2 separate regions of the Homo sapiens genome follow, and region 2 is linked to region 1. Evidence: chromatin contacts called from ENCODE Hi-C or POLR2A ChIA-PET data. All regions are on one chromosome and are shown on one strand. Each heading gives the region's core, a stretch centred on a gene start or an enhancer-like site at or near the end of the contact. The rest is flanking DNA. Distances are from core to core; before and after follow the strand shown.

Region 1 (2,853 bases), core at 106-2,605:
GAGACTCCGTCTCAAAAAAAAAAAATTAAATATAGTTGCCCCGAGCCGGCAAAAAATTTACCCAGAGCCTGTAAAGTACCAGAAACTTGCTAGGCGCTAGGAGTTCAACACCAAAGGAGGTAGACAGTGCCCTCTTGGAGATGATCACGCAGTGGGGGAAATGCTGTTAACTAAACATGCAAGCAAAAATATCAACTGTGCTAAGTGCTGGAGTGGGTTGGAAAGAATATGCGATGCAATTTAGATCACCCTGACTAAATCAACCACCACCGGTCGAGCAGGTGACCCTCGACTCAAGCGCTCTCCATGAGCAGGGTTTGGACGTGAGCGGGTGGGCTGGTGAGTTATCCAAGCTGGTGAGTTCTGCAGGGAGGACCCAGGACTCAGGGGTCCCCGGCTGGGAAAGAGCTTGGAAGTGGTGGAAGGCAGGTGCAGTGGACGCACAGAAGGGAGAGAGAGGAGAATGAGGAAGGACAGGCCAGAAGGTGCTCATGGATCCCACAGTGTAGGGCCTGGAGGCCTCTGTAAAGCCATGAAGGGTGGGTGACCACAACAGTGCATGCTCTCAAAAGACCACTCTGCTGGTTAGATGGTAGTCAAGAGACAGGTCACCATGACCGTGAGAGAATGGAGAAGTCCAGATGTATTTGAAGAAGGCACAGATCTGCAAATGAACCGAGGCCGGGCACGGTGGCTCACGCCTATAATCTTAACACTTTGGGAGGCCGAGGCAGGAGGATCACTTGAGGTCAGGAATTTGAGACCAGCCTGGCCAACATGGTGAAACCCCGTCTCTACTAAAAAAATACAAAAATTAGGCCGGGTGTGGTGGCTCACGTCTATAATCCCAGCACTTTGGGAGGCCGAGGCAGGCGGATCACCTGAGGTCGGGAGTTCGAGACCAGCCTGACCAACATGGAGAAACCCTGTCTCTACTAAAAATACAAAAATTAGCCGGGCGTGGTGGTGCATGCCTGTAATCCCAGCTACTCAGGAGGCTGAGGCAGGAGAATAGCTTGAACCAGGGAGGTGGAGGTTGTGGTGAGCCAAGATGGCGCCATTGCACTCCAGACTGGGCAACAAGAGCGAAACTCTGTTTCCAAAAAAAAAAAAAAAAAAAAGCAAAAATTAGCCGGGTGTGGTGGTGGGCGCCTGTAGTCCCAGCTACTTGGGAGGCCGAGGCAGAAGAATCGCTTGAACCCAGGAGGAAGAGGTTGCAGTGAGCTGAGATCGCACAACTACACTCCAGCCTGCGACAGAGAGAGACTCTGTCTCAAAAAAAAAAAAAAAAAAAAAAAAATCCCACCAGAAAAGGCTCTGGAGCCCAGGCCGGGTGGGAGGAGCAAGTGGGCGTGGCCTGGGCATGGCCCGTCGGTCAAGGTACTGGCCCTGCCCACGCCCGGGAGAGGGGCGGGCGAGAGAGATGCTAAGCCAATCGGATTGCGGTCATCGGGGGCGAGCGGAGTCTGCAAGAGGTCCGAGGAGTAGCGGGTGCCGAGGGAAGGAGCGCGGCGGGGCGGGTGAGGGATCCCGGGGCTCCGTTCCAGGACACCCAGGTTCTGACCCCGTTTAGGAGTGCGGAGGGCAGGGGCTGCCTGCAACCCAAGGAGCCCGAGCTACCCTGAAGGCCGACCCTGAGGCCGCTGCTCAGCGAGAGGAGCCGACCCTTGGGGGACAGCGGGGTCGGGTTCCAAGCCGGGGCTGCTGGGGCTGGTCAGGCCGCCCGCCCTGCTTGACCCCTCTCACCTGATGGCTCCCTTCTCCAATCTTCAAGAAGGTGAAACGTCACTGTGGTCCGCAGAGGGCAGGCCGCGTGTGCGGAGTCGCTGTCATCCCTTAGTGGCCACGCCCGCCTCCCTGTCCACTTCCCGTCTTCGTCGTTGCGGTTCAGGTGTTCGCTCCACTCTGCGGCACCAAAGGCCCGTCACGTGCTTCCCCTGCCCAGACACCCCAAACACCGAAACTGTCATCCGAAGGCCCCGCACCTGCCGCCTGTCGGATGCTGAAGAACGAATCCCAGGTGGAGAGGACAGCACCCCAAAAGGGATGGGGGATGGATTGGGGCGTCTGAGCCCCGTGGAGTATGTCAGCCTTTCAGAGCGACCCGCTCCACGCTGCGATGTGGTCCTTAAGAAGTTAGGGCCGGGCACGGCGCCTCACGCTGTAATCCCAGCACTTTGGGAGCCAAGGTGGGCGGATCATCTGAGGTCAGGAGTTCGAGACCAACCTGGCCAACATGGTAAAACCCCAACTCTACTAGAAATACAAAAATTAGCTGGGTGTGGTGGCAGGCGCCTGTAATCCCAGCTAGTCGGGAGTCTGAGGCAGGAGAATTGCTTGAACCCGGGAGGCGGAGGTTGCAGTGAGCGGAGATGGAACACCCCTGCACTCCAGCCTGGGTGACAGAGAACGACTCCGTCTCAAAAAAAAAAAAAAAGTTAGGGCCGGTCGTGGTGGCTCACGCCTGTAAGCGAGGCCAAAGCTCCAGAACAGCATCTCTACTAAAAATACAAAAATTATTCGGGCGTGGTGGTGGGTGCCTGTAATCTCAGCTACTCGGGAGTCTGAGGCAGGAGAATCGCCCGTGAACCCAGGAGGGGTAGGTTGCAGTGAGCAGAGAGCATTCCACTGCACTCCAGCCTGGGTGACAGGCTGAGCACTCACTCAGCCTGGAGCGAGACTCCATCTAAAAATAAATTAATAGATAAGTTAGGGCTGGGTGAGGTAGCTCACACCTATAATCCCAGCACTTTGGGAGACTGAAGTGGGTGGATCAATGAGGCCAGAAGTTTGAGGACAACGTCTCTACAAAAAATACAAAAATTAACCAGGCATGGTGGCCTGAACCTGTGG
Region 2 (2,747 bases), core at 128-2,627, 390 kb after region 1:
CAGGCACAAATTTTCAGACTGGATAAAAAAGATCTAATTATATGCTGTATACAAGAGACACCCTATAAAAACAAAATTGCAAATGGGTTGAAAGTAAATGCTTTATAAAGATATACCATGGAACGATAAGTATAAGAAAGCTGAGTGGCTATAATAATATCAGATAAAATACACTTTGAGACCATGGTATTAGTAGAGATAAAAAGGGATATTTCATAATGACAAAAGGGCCAATCATCTGGAAGACACAAACATAAATGTATATATGCCTAAGAACAGTGCTTTCAAATACATGAAGCAAAATCTGACGGAATTAAAGAACTAGCTAGGCGCAGTGGCTTATGCCTGTAATCCCAGCATTTTGGGAGGCCAAAGCAGGTGGATCTCTTGAGCCCAGGAATTTGAGAACAGCCTGGGCAACATAGTGAGACCTCATCTCAAAAAAAAAAAAAAAAAAAAAAAAAAAAAGAACCTCAAGAATTAAAGAACTGGCCAAATCCAACTAAGTCATATTTAGAGAGTTTAACATCCTTTGCTCAGTGATTGATAAAACAAGTAGACAAAATATCAGCGGGGATCTAGAAGACTTAACATCAACCACCTTGACCTAACAGACATTTATAAAGCTCCTATGGCAGAAAACACATTTTCTTTGCAAGCGTGCAGGTACACATGGTCTATTCACTGAGATGGTCCATGTGCTGGACCATAAACCAAGTCTCAATAAGCTTTAAAAGCCCAAAGCCTTCTATTAGGTTCTCTGGACACAATGGAATTGAATGTAGAAATAACAATGTACTTAGAAGAAACTCCTAAATATTTGGAAATTTAGAAAACATACTTCAAATACCCATGGGTCAAAAAAGAAATTTATACATTTTAAGCATGTACAGTTTATTGAATGGTAATTATACCTCAATAAAGCTGCTAACCTCATAGCTGGTGTATTTTTTGGTTTCCTGACCAGATTCTGACAGATATAATGCTTTAGGAAAATTATTGCTGTATCATTCATTGCAATTCTCTGGGGTTGGGAGATAATAGAAATAAGAAAACCAGGAGACCAATGAAATAATTCAGATTGTAAGGTTAATTTAATACCAAAACAAGTACTAAGCAACTACAAATTTAGGCATTGCTTTAGGTTTAGAGGTATAAAGATGTGTAAGAGATTCAAACAAATGATGTCTGAACCAAGCTAAAAGCATGAGAAAAAAGTCAAGAGAAGAAGGACACAAAAATTTCCAAGTAAAGGGAACAATTTCAGCAAAGAAATGAAGGCTGTACACAATGTGCTGTGTGGTAGTGGCAGGGCAGGTACAAAGCATTCAGCGTTACGAGTGCACAGTGCACACAGAGAGCAGAGGAGCTCAATCTAGAGACATAGACAGAACCAGGGCTGGCAGACGTCTTGACAGACAGGATTGATGAGAAAGAATGAAACTGAAATCTTAAGACCATTTCTTTGAAACTCATTCCTCTTCAGATGCCTCCAACGAACTTTGCTGGCTCTCCTCCTATCTGTCTAGGCAATCTTCTCAACATTCTTCCTGGCCCTGTTTCCTGTGAAATGTAAACAGTCTGTCCTTGACTTTCCTCTTCTGCCTTTACAATCTCCCAGGATGATGTCATCTATTATTATACTTACACTAGATCTAGATGGTCACCTGTGGGCAAGTAATTCACACATATTAATCCTGAACCCTGACCTCTGCTGATTTTTAGCCCTAAATATCTACCTATTTCTGTGTTCAGGGAGGTCTTATCATCCTCCAGCCTCCTCATCCTTGGGTGTTTGCTTTACCTCTGTTAATATGACCATCAGCTTCCCAGTCACTCAGGTTATTTTGGAACTATGGTTGTTACCACAACTTCTAAGAGGTCTCTCCAGCTTACCCCCTCAGTCCACTCTACACAGCCCAGCCAGAGTGACCTTTCTAAAATGAAAGTTAGATGTTATTTCTCCCCAATACTTCTTCAAATTATTTAACATGGTTTACAAGGCTCTGCATAAATTAGTCCCCATTTACCTCTCTTGCCTCATCTTGTGCTACTATTCTAAAGCTGTATGATCCAGCTATACTTCTTTCAGTCTTCAAATTCTATGCTCCCTCTCAGCACTAAGCCTTCACCCGTGCTGATATTTTTGTCTGAAATGTTCCTCGTCTCTTTATATCGAACTGATTTTCAGCTTCCAGATTCACGTCCCTTAAAAAAACATACATTTCCATGCCTCTGTGTTTTTGCTCATGCTGTTCCCTCAGCCTAGAATATCCTCTTCCTCACCCTTCTTCTCCATCAAAAATGGTTTCATTCTTCAAGGTCTCATTCAAACACAACCTCCTTAGTGAAATATTTTATCCTTCACGTTAAAATGAATCCATTTTCTCTGCTATTACATAGTACAATGTGAATACTCACATTTTTCATTGATTTCATTATTTCAAATATTATTCATTCATTTGACAAATACTAAGTACAAGGATGTCTTAGACACTTTTATAAGCTCTGGAAATACAGGGGTAAACAAATTTATTATTTATAACTTCTTATATGTTTATAGAACTGTCACCTATAGGGTACTGCAAACCCCTCAGGTCACAGATCCTATTCAACTTGTTTAACCCATAGGCAACTAGCAGAGTATACCTGTATTCACTTGATAAGTGTGTGTTCAATGAATCATAAGCTGGATGATTTGGTCATTAAAAGACTCAACTGTAGAGAAAGGAGAGGTCTTTATTTAG

What was found. A loop is a pair of places that touch in the nucleus more often than their neighbours do. ChIA-PET counts read pairs that join two places held with the same protein, here RNA polymerase II (POLR2A). Pooled maps may share reads with other maps.
Region 2: a loop to region 1 is called in a pooled map, with 3 times the contacts of the local background. The contact joins two enhancer-like sites. A Hi-C loop is called at or near these places in 1 of 50 pooled maps. POLR2A ChIA-PET finds 5 or more read pairs at or near these places in 2 of 52 experiments (HCT116 and activated CD4-positive, alpha-beta T cell).

The regions. Positions count from the first base shown.
Region 1 is chr22:39,386,981-39,389,833 of GRCh38, forward strand. No RefSeq gene overlaps it. Among named protein-coding and RNA genes, the nearest start is that of TAB1, 11 kb to the right of the region's middle. Within about 2 kb of position 1,356, at least 13 of the 41 ENCODE cell types and tissues checked have a DNase peak (open chromatin) inside an H3K27ac peak, as active enhancers do.
Region 2 is chr22:39,772,679-39,775,425 of GRCh38, forward strand. All of the region lies in intron 5 of ENTHD1 (ENTH domain containing 1), which reads right to left. Among named protein-coding and RNA genes, the nearest start is that of ENTHD1, 120 kb to the right of the region's middle. Within about 2 kb of position 1,378, at least 3 of the 41 ENCODE cell types and tissues checked have a DNase peak (open chromatin) inside an H3K27ac peak, as active enhancers do.